Linked DNA regions of Homo sapiens: region 2 is linked to region 1. Evidence: chromatin loops called from intact Hi-C (ENCODE). Cell type or tissue: psoas muscle. All regions are shown on one strand. Each heading gives the region's core, and the rest is flanking DNA. Links, peaks and the distances in the headings are about the cores only. Region 1 overlaps LOC102723370 (a long non-coding RNA gene). Region 2 overlaps LOC102723370 (a long non-coding RNA gene).

Region 1 (7,985 bases), core at 2,767-5,266:
CAAAAACCATTACCATAGATCTTCTAATCATGAAGTTCTACCCTTTGAGAAAAAATGTCACTCTGTGAGTATTCTGTAGCTCTGTAAAGTCTTTTTCACAGAGAATTTTTCTGACTCATTGCTGAAAAAGATGGTTTGGTATGTATTTATACTGAAATATGGATATGCTTTAGCTATCCTGAAACCTACAAATCAGAATTTCCATGGTGAAACCATCATTTGTTATAGGGAATGATATTTTAATGGGTTAGGGAAATTCAGAAAGCTGCCCTGAGAAGAATTTCCTCTTTGTCTTGCTTGCATTTCTAAATGATTTGTTTCAAGTGGTTTGCCCTGTTGATGAGTATGTGTTCTGATTGTTCACACCAAAGCAGAGATAATCAATTAAATGTAACATCTTGACCTAAAGAATTGGTGTTTTTTCAGGACTGGTCTTATGGGAATGGAAAAAAATCTTTACAGTTTAGGATTGGTGAGAACCTTTACTTTTCTTACCTGGAAGAGTAATCAGAAGCTCTTTTTCTATTCATTTGATTAACATTGCTTGATAGCTTTGTTTTTTAGCGATCCATATTTTCATACCCAGGAGATTTGCTCTGAAAAACTGAGTATTTATTTTCCATGGTGTTGGGTAATTTAGAGCTTATTTGGGACAAAACAGATTTGGGCTTGAATGTCCTTAGCTATGTTATTCAGTGGATCTGACCCTCAATTCCTGAACTCTAAAATTGGGGATTAAATAAACCTTATGAGAAGATAGTAAAAGCACAGTAATTACATGCCTGTAACTTACTGTCACACAAATTTGTATCCATAAAGTTAGGTGTGCCAATTTCTTAGCAAGTTAATCTTGTAAGCATATAAATCTAAGTATCCTCATTTGTATAAGCACACACACACATATATCATATGTAATCATATTGCTATGTAGATTAAATGTAATAGCATTGTAAAGTACTTAGTACAGTGCCTGGTTTAAAAAATGGAACATATCCTTGTTTTTATCAGTAGCTTATTGGCAAGTAGATAACATACTGTAACTGAAATTTAGTAGATGCTTGACAAATTTTACTTCCCTTTCATTCTCCTCATCTAACCCATTACTTTTAATTCAAGTTTTGCTTTATTAAAACCAAATACTTTCAGCTCTTTGTATATATATTTTTTACTTTTCATCTTTTTCTTTGTTCCTTTCTTTCTTTTTCTAGTCAGATTAGACTAATTACTTACAGAAAAATCCACAGATATTATTTTACGGGTATCCAAACTTGGAATTTTAGACCTTGTCTATATGAAAAATTTTCAGCAATTTTTATCTGTACATAACTATACATTGCAGAAGTTGTTTAAAAAAGCAGTGCCTGAGCAAGTCACACATGGAACATAGGAGAATGAAGGAGAAATACTATTGAACTATTACTTATAGAGCATAGTAACAAAAATGTTGTAGTTCAGTTTGCAATGTTGGAGACAAAAGACATTTTCACTTAGGATTCCCTTCCAGTCAACAAGTGACATTTAGGGATGTCAAACTGCGTTCCTATTATCAAATATTACAGAATTTTTATAGAAATGAGGACTATAGATCAGATGATCAGGTTAAAGAGGGAGTTGCAGTTTCATTAAATTACTCCTATGCTGTCAGAGAAAAGAGAAAGTTGGAAGGATTATACTCTATAGAAACCAATGTTCAATATTATAACTAGTAGAAAAATTAAGCAAGTGCATAATCAAATAATGAGAATGTCAGATGAATAGTTATGAGATGAACAGAACATGTGGGGACCAGGATTCATATTGGATGCAAGTATTTTAATTTCTCAAGCGTGTCAAACCCTTTTATTAATAAAAATCCATAGTCACTCCCAATTTTAAAGTTTATTTTGAGTAGATTTCCTTGGTTATTGTACAATAATACAGTTTAGTGTTATGTTTACACTATACTGTAGTCTATTAAGTAGTAATAGCATTATATCTTAAAAACTGTAAATAATACATTTTTAAGAATCATTTTTTATTAATGAATCATTTTGATTTTCATAAAGTTTCAAATGAAAGAGGTTTTCTACACATTAGTATAAAGATATGCTTGACTTTATGGACCCTACAAACTTGTAATAGTCAGCAGTTCTGGTGCTTCAATATAGATATATTTTAAGTAGTCAACTTTGCTAGTAAAGAAATACATTTTGAAATAAAACAATATGCCTTGCTAAGTTATGAAATTTGCAAAAAATTATTTTTAAAGATTTTTTATGTATTTTTAAAAATAAATTTACTATATACTTAATATAATAAATAAATATATAAATAAATAATTGTAATATATTTATGATATATTAATTAATGTAAATATACCATAAATTTATAATAATATAAATAATAATACATAGTTACTATACATTAATATAAATGATCATATAAATATGATGATATATATACACTATATCATACATGCTTGTTTATAATAAATATTAAATACTGGGAAAAATAAAATATTAATAGTGGTTTTCTTGTAGTTGGAGGAATTATAGGAATATATGATAGATAAAATCTTTATAAATTGTTATGTTATCTACAGGAAAAGATGTGCTAATTTAAAATATAAAGAAGCAAACATTCTTAGAGAGAGAGGAAGAGGGAGTGCAGGAGCAATTCCAGTGGTCTAAGTAGGCACAACAGGTAGTCAGTACACTTTTCAGAATGCTGTTTTATCTCGGTTGATTTCCCTTATGAATCTTCTAAACCTTGCACATGTTTACCTTTGATTAAGTATAAGCAGAAATTTAGTTTCCTTGAAGAAATGGCTTTGCCTGATGATATGGTTTGGATCTATGTCTCCACCCAAATATCATGTCCAGTTGTAATCCCCAGTGTTGGAGGGGTAGCATGGTGGGAGGTGATTGCATCATGAGGGTGGATTCTTCATGAATGATTTAGCACTATCCCCTTGGTGCTGTTCTCCTAATATATGTCTCACGAGATCTGGTTGTTTGAAAGTGTGTAGCATGGGGCCCCTCACTCTCTCTTGCTCCTGCTCCCACGATGTGAGAAGTCTTGCTCCCCCTTTGCCTTCTGTCATGATTGGAAGTTTTTTGAGGCTTCCCCAGAAGCAGATGCAGCTATGCTTCCTGCATGGCCTGAAGAAATGTGAGTCAATTAAGACTAGCCTGACCAACATGGTGAAACCCCCTCTCTATCAAAAATACAAAAATTAGCTGGGCGTGATGGTGGGTACTTGTAATCCCAACTACTCGGGAGGCTGAGGCAAGAGAATAGCTTGAATCCGGGAGGCAGAGGTTGCAGTGAGCCGAGATCATGCCATTGCACTCCAGCCTGGGCGACAAAAGACAAACAAAAAAACTGTCCGTCTCAAAAGACAAACAAAAAAAAACTATTTTCTTTATAAATTACCCAGTCTCGAGTGTTTCTTTACAGCAATGAAAGAACATACTAATACACCTGATCTTCTATAATCTAGGATCAAGGAGAGCTGGTATTAAAGAGCTAAAACTTGGCCAGGCCCCAGGAACTTTGCTAGTGTAGCAGACTGACAATATCCTAGGTAATTGCATAGCTCTTGCTGCTCTCAATCTGGTTTTGCATCCAACGGGCTATGATAGTGCACCTGATATTTGAAGCTTTTATCATTCCAGTTTGCCTTTACAAACTTCCTAAAATGGTAACATAGGGTGGGAAATTCTGGCTTGAACAGCCATCCATTATTATCCCAGACATATTGTGGCTGCTGCCGGTAATGATTGCTGAGCTGTTCTATTAAAGGCAACATATTACTCCGCAAAGTTTATGACAGTAGTCTTGCTGAAACAAGCAAATACCTTCTATTATGCTAATGTTCTATTTATATAACAAATAGCTGGCCTCTGGCCCTGCTTTGTCCTCTTATGTGTGTCTGGGCTGTTGGGTTTGCATGTTGGTGAATATTTTTAGGCTCCTTAAAGCAGCCAGAACAGCAGTCAATGCAGGATCATCCTGACAGCCTGTTTTAGATCTTGACAGCCTGTTTTAGATCTTGACACCTGATGCTTTCTCTGAGTGCTTTATAAAAGCAGCATTTATAATTTCCATCCAGTCATAAAAATCTGACGTATCTTTTCAGAAGAGAGCTTTGCTATAAAGAGGGAAAATTGAAGTAAATTAAGTCAGGGAGCTTTTTGAGCCATCAAGTAAGATGTTGTATACCATCATGACATTTCAACCCACAACTTGGTGCTGAATCTTATCAATTGAGCTGATGAGCTGTGTCTGCATAAAAGTAAGAATACTAAGCTAGTCAAATACCTTTCTAAGAAGCTTGCCTTATCATAGTCTATTTTTCCAAGCACCTAATCAAGGGCATTTATTTCTCACAGTTGCAGTAAAAGTGGAAGTATCAATAAAGACCAATTGTTTATTAGAAATTGCTCAGTGTTGAGCAGAGAAATTTGCAGAAATCTTAAGCTTCATCCATTCAGGTATTCATAAAAGCTTCAGATGCCTTCATAATTAGAAGCTTATTGCAATTAAACACCAATAGTTTCTTTCTTTGCATGATTGCAGAAAGAAGGATTAGCAGAAATGGATAAATGAAAAATATTATAGTGCATAAACTAATTCTTAATGTACTTGCTCTGCTGTGTTAGTAACTGGCAGCTTTGTTTTGTCTCCAAATGCCCTTTCCAACTGTATTCATGAGGGAAAATATTTCCATGCATTTGGATTAAAACTTATGAATTTCCTCTGACTTTTCTCCTCACACTGAGATAAGAAATAGATTTATAACTTCTTAAAGTCTCAAATCTTTAGAGATTAGATTAGATAGCCAAGTCCAAGATATTATTTACACATTTCAATCGTGATTCAAAGGTAAGTGTCCTCCCTCCTTCCTATATCCCCAAAGTAAAGACTGAAGTTGTCTATAGGAATGGAGATACAGCCAGATCTTTCTCCTTTATTCCACTCACCTCTTTTGTCTTTCATACAACAGTGGGAAAAGTTAGTGTGGGGGCCATAGGCTCCTGGTCCCCTAAAGGTTTGCTAAAAATCACTAACATGATTAATAAGAGAAAAGGCATACAAATGTATTTAGCATAGATACATTGGAGCCTTTAGAATGAAAATCTAATTTCCCAAAGAGTTACAGAAACTTAATATACCATTTTGAGGTTATGGAATGAATGGGGGCTTACATTCTGGCCAGCAAAGGTGACCTTGTTATGTAGCGAAGCCTCCCCTAGAAAGAATAGATGGTAAATGTTTCTTTTCAGTCTTTTAAAGGTGTCAGAGTCTCAATCCCTCCCGGATCTGGGGAAAGGTGTAGAAAGGGAGGGGGCATGACTGTATTAGTGGAGATTATCTATAGATGGAAATTTTCCCCACTTAATTCAGCTTTGCAAGGCCACTTCTGTCAGGATGGCTAAGGGCAGCCATTTCAAAATATGTCAAAGAAATATATTTTGGTGTATTTTTTTAAAATTTCCTTCAATAGGAAGAGGAGATGAGAGGATAAGGCAATTTTAAATCATGACATCTTTGTGTGAAACATTATGTCTGTGATGATGAATCCTAAGTTATATTACTGGCTTGGATTTCTCCCTTAATCTCCAGACTCATATTTCAAACTGCCTACTCAGCATGCTCACTTGGATTTCTAATACTCATCTTAAATTTAAGATGTCCAAAGATCAACCAATACCTTTCCCCTAAAACTTCTTGCACCTCCAGTCTACTCAATCTCAGGGAATCATCTTTCCAGTTGTTGAGTCTTTGGAGTCATCCTTGATTCTCTCTTCTTTTCATATATTCAATTTTTCAGGAAATCTTGAGGATGCTGCCTTCAATATACATCCAGAATTCACAACTTCTACTGCTACTAGTGGACTCCAAGCCACTACAATCTCTCATCTATATTATTTTCTTCAACCTGCTCTCTTTGTCTCTACCCTTGTCCCTTTGTGCTTAATTAGAAGCTAGTGTGATCCTTGCTTAAAGCCCTAAAATGACTCTGTTTTACTCATAGCAAAAGCAAAGTTGTTAGAATGAACTATAAAGCCCAACATAATCTGGTCCCCATGATCTCTCAGACTTCATCTATGATTGGGTTTCCTTGCTGTATTAGCACAGCTACATTGGCCTTTTTCTTGTTCCTGAAGCATGCCAGGAAAATTTCCATCATTTGGGTGTTTGTACTGGCTGTTTCTTCTACCTGTGTGCTTACTTCATTATCTCCTTCAAATCATTCCTCAAATTGTTACCTTCTTTTACTAATGATGACTACCCTGTCTACCCTGGCATTCCTCATTCTCCTTAGTCTGACCTTTGTTTTTTTTTTCACTTTTTAAAATTATATTTTAAGTTCTAGGATACATGTGCACAATGTGCAGGTTTGATACATAGGTATACATGTGACATGTTGGTTTGCTGCACTCATCAACTCATCATTTACATTAGGTATCTCTCCTAATGCTATCCCTCCCCTAGCCCCCCATCTACCGACAGGCCCAGTGTGTGATGTTCCCTGCCCTGTGTCCAAGTGATCCCATTGTTCAATTCCCACCTGTGAGTGAGAACATGCGGTGTTTGGTTTTCTGTCCTTGTGATAGTTTGCTGAGAATGATGGTTTCCAGTTTCATCCATGACCCTGCAAAGGACAGGAACGTATCTTTTTTCATGGCTACATAGTATTCCATGGTGTATATGTGCCAAATTTTCTTAATCCAGTCTATCATTGTTGGACATTTGGGTTGGTTCCAAGTCTTTGCTATTGTGAATAGTGCTGAAATAAACATACGTGTGCATTTGTCTTTATAGTAGCATGATTTATAATCCTTTGGGTATATACCCAGTAATGGGATTGCTGGGTCAAATGGTATTTCTAGTTCTAGATCCTTGAGGAATTGCCACAGTGTCTTCCACAATGGTTGAACTAATTTACACTCCCATCAACAGTGTAAAAGCATTCCTATTCCTCCACATCCTCTCCAGTATCTGTTGTTTCCTGACTGTTTAGTGATCGCCATTCTAACTGATGTGAGATAGTATCTCATTGTGGTTTTGATTTGCATTTCTCCGATGACCAGTGATGATGAGCATTTTTTCATGTGTCTGTTGGCTGCATAGATGTCTTCTTTTGAGAAGTGTCTGTTCATATACTTTGCCCACTTTTTGATGGGGTTGTTTGTTTTCCTTGTAAATTTGTTTGAGTTTTTTGTAGATTCTGGATATTAGCCCTTTGTCAGATGGGTAGATTGTAAAAATTTTCTCCCATTCTGTAGGTTGCCTGTTCACTCTGATGGTAGTTTCTTTTGCTGTGCAGAAGCTCCTTAGTTTAATTAGATCCAATTTGTCTATTTTGGCTTTTGTTGCCATTGCTTTTGGTGTTTTAGTCATGAAGTCTTTGACCATGCCTATGTCCTGAATGGTATTGCCTAGATTTTCTTCCATGTTTTTTATGGTTTTAGGTCTTACATTTAAGTTTTTAATCCATCTTGAATTAATTTTTATATAAGGTGTAAGGAAGGGATCCAGTTTACAACCTTGTTTTTATGTTTGCCTCTACCATTAGAATAAAAGTTCTCCAAGGGCAACAATTTGTGTCTGTACTGTGTGTTAATGTATCTTTAGCACCTAAAATATTATTTAACATTGTCTAGAAACTAAATAAAAAATTATGGATTGAATTGGGTGATGTACATTTTTGGATTATTGAAAGCTTCCTGACACTAGAGACTTTTCTTCTACAGTTCCTTTGACCTGGACAGATGCATTCACTCTTGACTGCTAACATTCTCAGTAACCTATTATCTACTCTAACTTCTGCTGCCATGAATCCTCAATCCTCTGTACAGTTCTATTCATGAGGACCAAGATAATCTCAAGAGGCCCACATCTAGTTCACAAAAAACATTTCAGTCCTTGTCCCCAAACCCAAAATTGAAAATGCAGGTCAAACTAACTCTATCTTGCTTATATGGGCTGACTAACAT
Region 2 (7,985 bases), core at 2,747-5,246, 340 kb after region 1:
CCATCTCTTATGATGTTTTTGCTTATCTTGGATCTTTGGCATTATACATTCATTCTACATTTTAATTATGAGTCATAATTTTTCACACGTTCTTGTAGAGGAATCTTACTATTGACCTGTGTCAAATGTCTTCATACAAAAATCTAAAAGGAAACATTCTCATGAGAGTCTCAGTTGTATAATTTGTTTGAACTGAAAAGTCTAAGATACCTTTACCAAGAATCCATAGTCATAGCACACACAGTCCTGTTCTATGGAGAGGATATGACATTGGCCTTCCATACACCCCCACTCTGCCCTTTCTACACTCTTTCTCACGGACATTCAGTTGCTCTCTATCATCCCCTTCCTCCATCCACCTTTACCCTCATTTCAGCCCTCACACACATACATACCACATCACTCCCCAGTGGGCATGCAGCTTGCCCCACTTTCTGTGATCCCTCATCTCCATGTGTATATTTATTTTCAAAAATGTTTAATATATATAAAGAGGCAAACTAGAGAGGATCATTGGAAAAAATTTTAACGCTCTTCCATGAACTTTAATGTAGCTTTGGGAAAACTCTCTACCTTTCTCTGTGCCTCATACCAACAGTTGGGGATTTTATATGATCTGCATATTTCATGAGTTTTTATTCCTTAAGTACAGGAGAATTTGTTCTTATAGAGCATTAGACTTGGGTTAGAATACTGTTCATTAAATTAATCTGATAACTGCCTCAATAATCCAGTTAGGTGCATACCATTAAAAAACATGTATGTACATGTGTGTTAGTAGTAGTACAATGTTATGCATTGGTGTATGTGTGTACATATGTAGACAGATGCAGATGGATGGATAGATAGATAGCTAAAAAAATGTATGTAGACCAACGATTTTAAAATAAATAAGAAAACTCCAAATAGGGGGAGTTCTAAGGTTAATAAACTTTGGAAATCTGGGTTCAAAACAATAAACAAGGTTCTTTAACTGCAGGAAATCTCAGAGCTTGTAAGAAGCTAGTATGTTTGTGAGAGAGTTACAGAGTTTTCACATTTTATTTGATTACAAAAACTTTTGTTATAAAAAATCAGTTCTTAGAACTTTATGTTTTGCAGAGCACACATCTGCAAATTTAGTTGTAAGAGGCTTATTTTCTAGAGTCCATTATTAATTATCACTTTTGATCCAGATACAGAGAGTTACTCTGTATATACTATCGATAGAGACAAATTGTCCTCATGCTCAGATTATCAGTTGGCTATTAGTTAATAAAAAAATGATGTGAACAAGAAATGTCATTCAAAGTAAACAAATAACTAGGTAAACAAATTACAGTACAATCATTAGATGGAATACCACTCAGCATTAAAAAGTAATGGAATACTGAAACCCAAAAGGGCATAGCCGAATCTTCAAAATATTATTCTAAGAGAAAGAAGCCAGATATAAAATGCTATAATTTAATTATATAAAATTCAAGGACTGACAAAATTAGTATATGGTTATATAAATCAGAAGAGTGGTTGCCTCTGGAAGTGAAATGATTGACTAGAAAGAGTCATCATGACACTTTTTGGGATGATAAATATGTTCTGTATCTTGACTTGGGTGATGACAGTTCAGGAAATTTTATTTGTTAAAGATCATCAAACAATTAAGATTGTTTAAACAATCTTCAACAATTATGATTTGAGCATTTATTTTATTGTACATAAATAATACTTCAGTATGGAAATATTTTTTAAAGAAATGTTATGTAAAGTTTGAGATTATAGTGCTCTGTTTACAATAGCTTTTGTTAACTGGAGTAGAATGATACTCATGAGAAAAATAAAGTGATGAAGAGCTCTACAACTGCATTGCATTCTACAAATATAAGAGGCTGTCATTACTATGTTTCTCATCAGTATCATAGTCAGGGAGGAATTTATCTTAACCCTGATTCCCAGGAAAGCAGAGCCTGTTGCAATATTTAGATGCCAATGCTGATTTGGGACATGCAATCCTGGGACATTAAAAGTGAAGGAAAGGGGAAATAAGGCAGAGAAGGATGAGAAGCAATGTATTGTTACACTGGTTATTGTATCATTATTTGAGTGAGGGCAATACACTTAGTTGACAGAGTCAGTACACTGGCTTAGGTTCCTAGTGTGTTTCCAGAAAGTGTGAATAGACAGAACTGTTATTGAAGGGAGAAGAAAAAAAAGACTAATTACTTTCTCCTATCCTCTGATGCACAGTGATCAACATTTCCCCCCAGAGGAAGCTATGTCCTTTGCACTTCTGGTTTACATCACTTCACCCATTTGGTAACCACCTTGGGTGCAAGGTCCTATACCTTGTGATATGGCCCTTCAACTGAATCCAAAGTCTGTTAGAGCACATAGCTGATCAGCTTCAGGAAGCAGAACCATGTGAGCATGGACAGAATTAGCCCTGGTGGCAGGTGAGATGGAGCAAACATGATGATTCAAGACACAGACTAGATGCTGAGAGAACTGAAAAGCTTTATCTGATACTGCCAATAGAGGGTCAGGTTAGTATAATAACAACTACTATGTGGATTTCTGTTAAAGTTGTTGTGAGAATTAAGTAAGTTAATACATAGGAAATTCTTGTAAGCTCATAATAAGTGCCTAATATATCTTAAATATAAATCTTATATTTTATTATATTCTTATCACTGCACAACATATTTTTCTAAATATAGCCTCATTTAGTTCTTATAACATTTTTTTCAAGTAGTGTTTTTCTCATCTGACTTTACATCTTCTGAATATGAAGCTTACACAAATTAAATGTTGTAGCAACTTAATAGTGAGTGTTTTAATGTGTACAGGCCATGGAACTGAGGACTAAGCTTTACATGACTTGACCAGCATCATGCAGCTATTGAGGAACTATGGCACGACTAGAATACAGAATATGTATCTCTTAGTCAAGAATTTCCCATGTCACACCATGCTACCTTTTCCCAATTATGTGTAAAACTACAAATATTTTAACGATACAAATATTTTACTAATATATTTAAGTATACTGGTTTCCTTTTTAGGCTTCTAAGAAACACAAAAAATAAAGTGTTACAACAGGCCATAAAAATTTATTTCTTAAGTCCGGAATTTGCTGAGGTTTCTATGGGCATAAACATAGTAAACATTTCTGGGAACAAAATGGAAACCGTCTTATTGGCTCATACATGTTTTACTGATTCATAAGTGTTTTTTCATCTTTACTTTGATCAAGTGGTTCAGGCCTGGTCCCTTTCCTCCTGCTCAAGTTCATCTGTTCATGCATTAATGAATCTGTCTATGCCCTGAAGAGCAGGTAGTTTAGAGGGGGAGATAGATAAGTACACAGTTATAAAACAATGTGATAAATGCTAAAATGAATGTAATTGTGGGTGCTTTGGATGGTCAAAGAAGTCTGTTATAAGACATTAGTAATGAACACCCCATTTTATAGTGATAAGAATTTTATTAATTTTAAAGCATCCCTTTAAAATATAAATCTAGTTCTGGATAATTTGAACCATATTTTTTTTTCATTGAACCATTATGTAGTGGTGACAGAGCATTAACTAAAGAAAGTTCCTCCCAGGTAGGAAAAGCAAGTAGAAGCTCCTCATTGCTAAAGTAGAAGGATGTTTTACAGGGGATGAATCCATGGAGAGAATATTACATGAGTCCCTAAAAGGAACCCACAATTTCCAACACTTTAGGTATTGATGAAAGTGGAAATTGGAGTGATAAAACTCCTTGAAAGAAACGGGAAAATCTAATAATATCTAGTATGCTGCTCCTGACCACATGCAGCAAGGCTTAGGAGCAGCAGAGGAGCAAGGGCAGAGGAAAGGGTCTAGAAATAAGTACTCAGGGCTACTCCCTCTTTGGCCATGGTCAACATGCCATGTGCAGTAGCCCCAGGAGTCCTGTGTGCCCTGCCAGCAGGGTATAGAGCTGCTAAGAGGGCTGCCAGTGGAACTTATCAGAGGAATTGGAGCAGCATGAGTTGGCCACAGAGCAGGGTCCATGCCAGGAGTTTTGGCAGTGGTTGTCAACTCCAAAAATAGGGAATTAGTCATTCCTGGGCAAACACCAACAGGAGTTCTCCAGGGACGAGATTACACCTCTCCATATTAGAGTAAACCACAGCATTCCCTCGTAGGCCTCCCTTTGTGACTGTGAACATATACTGGAGAGGTAACCTTTATATAGTCACCACCTTGGAAAAGAGGCAAGTGAGGAAAAAAAACGAACAAACTAACCACTAATCTTACACTGAACAGGGAAAAATTAAAAGCCTTTCCTCTAAGAACTGAAACAAGAAAAGAATGTCCACTTTCTCCACACTTATTCTTCAAAGTACTGGAAGTCCTAGTTAGAGCAATTAGGCAAGATAAAGAAATAAAGGCATCCAAATAGAAAAAGAGAACATCATGTTTTTCCTTTTTGTAGATGACATAATCTTACATAAAGAAAAACCTAAAGACTCCATCAAAAACCTCTTAGAACTGATAAATTTCATTAAGATTGCAGTATACAAAATCAATATACAAAACTCAATAGCATTTCTATACAGTAATAATAAACTAGCTGAAAAAGAAATCAAAGAAACAATCCCATTTATAATTGCTACTAAAAAACATCTAGAAATAAATTTACAAAGGAAGTTAAAGATCTCTACAATGAAAACTACAAAACACTGATAAAAAAAAATTACAGAGGCCACAAAATATGAACAGACATTTGAGGCTCCTAGATTGAAAAAAATTAATATTGTTAAAATGACCATGCTACCCAATCTAGAGAATCAAAGTACCAATTACATTATTCACAGAAATGGAAAAAGAATCCTAAACTTCACGATAAACCACAAAAGACCCTGAGTAGCTAAAGCAATACTGGACAAAAAGAACAAAGCTTGAGGCATCACACTTGCTGACTTCAAAAATAATACAAAGCTATAATAACCAAAACAGCATGGTATTAGTATAAAAAGAGATGCATGAATCAATGCAATGGCATATGGAACCCATAAATAGGCCAGGCGCAGTGGCTCACAGCTGTAATCCCAGCATTTTGGGAGGCCAGGGTGGGCGGATCACCTAAGATCAGGCATTTGAAACCAGCCTAGCCAACATGGTGAAACACTGTCTCTACTAAAAATCCAAAAATTAGCCAGGCGCGGGGGTGGGCACCTGTAATCCCAGCTACTTGGGAGGCTGAGGCAGGAGAATCGCTTGAACCCAAGAGGCGGAGGTTGCAGTGAGCCAAGATTGTGCCATTGCACTTCAGCCTGGGTGACAGAGCAAGACTCCATCTCAAAAACAAACAAACAACCCATAAATAAATCCATGTATTTACAGCCAACTGATTTTCAACAAAGATGACAAGAACACACATTGGGGAAAGAACACTCTCTTCAACAAATGGTGCTGGGCAAACAGGACATTCATATGTAGAAGAATAAAATTAGACCTCCATCTCTCATTGTATATGAAATAAACTAAAAATGGTTTAAAGCCTTTAATGTTTGACCTGAAACGATAAAACTACTAGGAGGAAACATAGGGAAAATGTTTCAGGACATTTGTCTAGGCAAAGATTTGATGAGTAAGATTTAAAAAGCACAAGTGAAAATTACAAAAATAGACAAATAGAAATATATCAAACTACAAAGCTTCTGCCCAGAAAATGAAACATCAACAGAGGGAAGACAACTTGTAGAATGGGAGAAAATATTTCCAAACTATTCGTCTGACAAAGGACTAATATTCAGAATATATAAGAAACTCAAATAACTCAACATTAATTATAGATAATCTGATCAAAAAGTGGACAAAGCCAAAAGAAGTCATATAGGTGACCAAGAAGTATATGAGAAACAATGTTGAACATCACAAATCATCAGAGAAATGCAAATCAAAATCACCATGATATATCATCTCATCCTCATTATGATGGCTATTATAAGAGATAAAAAATAACAAGTCCTTGCTAGGATGCAGACAAAACGAGATTCTTATACATTGTAGGTGAGAATGTAAATTAGTACAGCCTCTATGGAAAGCAGTATGGAGATTTCTCTAAAAACATCAAATAGAACTACATGATCCAGCCATTTCGCTACTGGATATTTATACAAAGGAAATCAGTATATTGAAGAGACGCCTGCACTCCAGTGTTTATTGCAGCACTAGTCACAATAGCCTAGATATACAATCAACCTAAATGTCCACAGCCAGGTGAATGGATATAGAAAATGTGGTATATGTACACAATAGAATACTATTGAGCCATTAAAATATGAAGCCCTGTCATTCACAGCAACATGGATGAGCCTGGAGGACATGATGTTAAGTGAAATAAGTCAGGTATGGAAAGACAAATACCATCCACTTTCACTCATATGTGGAAGCTAAAAAAAAAATGAGTTCATAGAAGTAGAGAATAGAATTCTGGTTATTAGAGGCTGTGAGGTAGCGGGGAAGAAAAGATAGGGAGAGATTGGTTGATGGGCATGGAATTACAGTTAAATAGAAATAATAAGTTCTAGTGACATAGTACTGTAGAGTAAATATGGTTCATAATAATTTATTATATATTTTCAATAGCTAGAAAACAGGATTTTGAATGTTTATGACAAAAAGAAATGATAAATATTTCAGTTGATGGATACTCTAATTACCCTGATTTTATCATTATCCATTGTGTGCATGTATAGAAATATTACTGTTTCTCCTACAAACATGTGCAACTATTATGTGTCAATAAAAAAGAAAAAATATATACTTTTTTTAGGAGTTACACTTTCAAGCTCTGAGATAATATTTTTCCATGTACTGTATCTTTTAGAATTTACAATAAGCCTAAGAGGTAGATAGAAACATTATCCCCAATGTATAGATGGGAAGGCTAAGTTACCATTAAAATGTTAATTGCCCATGTTCCTTTAGGGGCCATGTCTCCTATTTGAACCCAGACAAATCAATTCTAATATCCATGATTTTGGCCACATTGTCATGCCTGGCTCCCATGCTTCATTATTCTGCATTGAGGCAATTTTAAGAATGAGGAAAAAAAGAGATGACTAATGTAGGTATTCAGTGCCCAGTTTTTTCCATGAATGTGTTGCTCACAATAAACGTCTGTGGAACTTGCCTATGCAGCAAAAACTTAATTGAGTGGCTGCTGGGCAACCCAAGCCAGCTGCTGGGAAATTGTGCCCTTGTTTACAGAATCAAGTCCCTTTTTTATTCCTGTCAACAGTTTTGGGGATTTCTATATTCTAAGCTGATTCTGCATTTAATGTATAATTGCAATACAAGATTGAAAATTCTGTTTACAGTGTAATTCTAAAGTAGTTTACACTCTTGCATTATTGAAATGGCTTGCTTGAAACAGCTCACTACACCTAGAAAAGCCTTCTTAGCTAAGTAGGAGGACTTACAAGTCCATTCTTTACAAAATGCTACAGCCAGATGAAGTATATCCTGTTGCTGGCTGATTTTTTTTAAACTAAGAATTTATTTTAAACTTTTCCAGTTTAAGGCAATTATTCCTTCCTGTTCATTGGCATAATATCTTGGGGGTGCATTTATAAGTTTATTAATGAAAATCATTCATTGATTGAAGACAACGGTAGAAGGTAAAAGTATGTCATAAACTAGGAAGTTTTCCAAATGCAAGTTTTTATTATTATTCTTCAAAAACAATACCAATAGTTGGTGCTATTAAAATAATATTTACAATCTTTGCTGGGATAAATTTCCCAACTTTAAGATACACCTTGTGGACATTAATAATATGAATATTCTGTAGTCTTTGCTAGTTTCCTTTCTCCTTAAGATTAATTTCTATGAAAGAACATCGTTTTAGCCTTTGAATTTCAACTAACATTTCAAGGTAACCTAGGGTTTATAGGACACCATGCTAAGCACTCAAAAAAAAATGAAAAGTTATAAAACATGGTCCCTTCCCTTTAGATCACTAATGTA

The links. Hi-C counts contacts between places; a loop is a spot of excess contacts. Peaks named below come from ENCODE experiments on the same cell type or tissue, not always from the same donor. Only the 100,000 strongest peaks of a DNase experiment are listed, where the experiment ranks them.
Region 2: it touches region 1 in a loop (3-fold over the local background); 2 of 110 quality-filtered maps call a loop at or near these places.

Annotation. Positions count from the first base shown.
Region 1 is chr11:22,111,714-22,119,698 of GRCh38, reverse strand. The region is part of intron 4 of LOC102723370 (a long non-coding RNA gene); the gene reads right to left. The region is part of intron 1 of LOC124902645 (a long non-coding RNA gene); the gene reads left to right. Among named protein-coding and RNA genes, the nearest start is that of ANO5, 77 kb to the left of the region's middle. In psoas muscle, for the core only: no CTCF peak of the experiment used is centred there; a DNase peak (open chromatin) is centred at 3,898; H3K4me3 peaks cover 508 bases; H3K27ac peaks cover 1,902 bases.
Region 2 is chr11:21,770,456-21,778,440 of GRCh38, reverse strand. All of the region lies in intron 1 of LOC102723370 (a long non-coding RNA gene), which reads right to left. Among named protein-coding and RNA genes, the nearest start is that of ANO5, 420 kb to the left of the region's middle. In psoas muscle, for the core only: no CTCF peak of the experiment used is centred there; a DNase peak (open chromatin) is centred at 3,980; H3K27ac peaks cover 1,146 bases.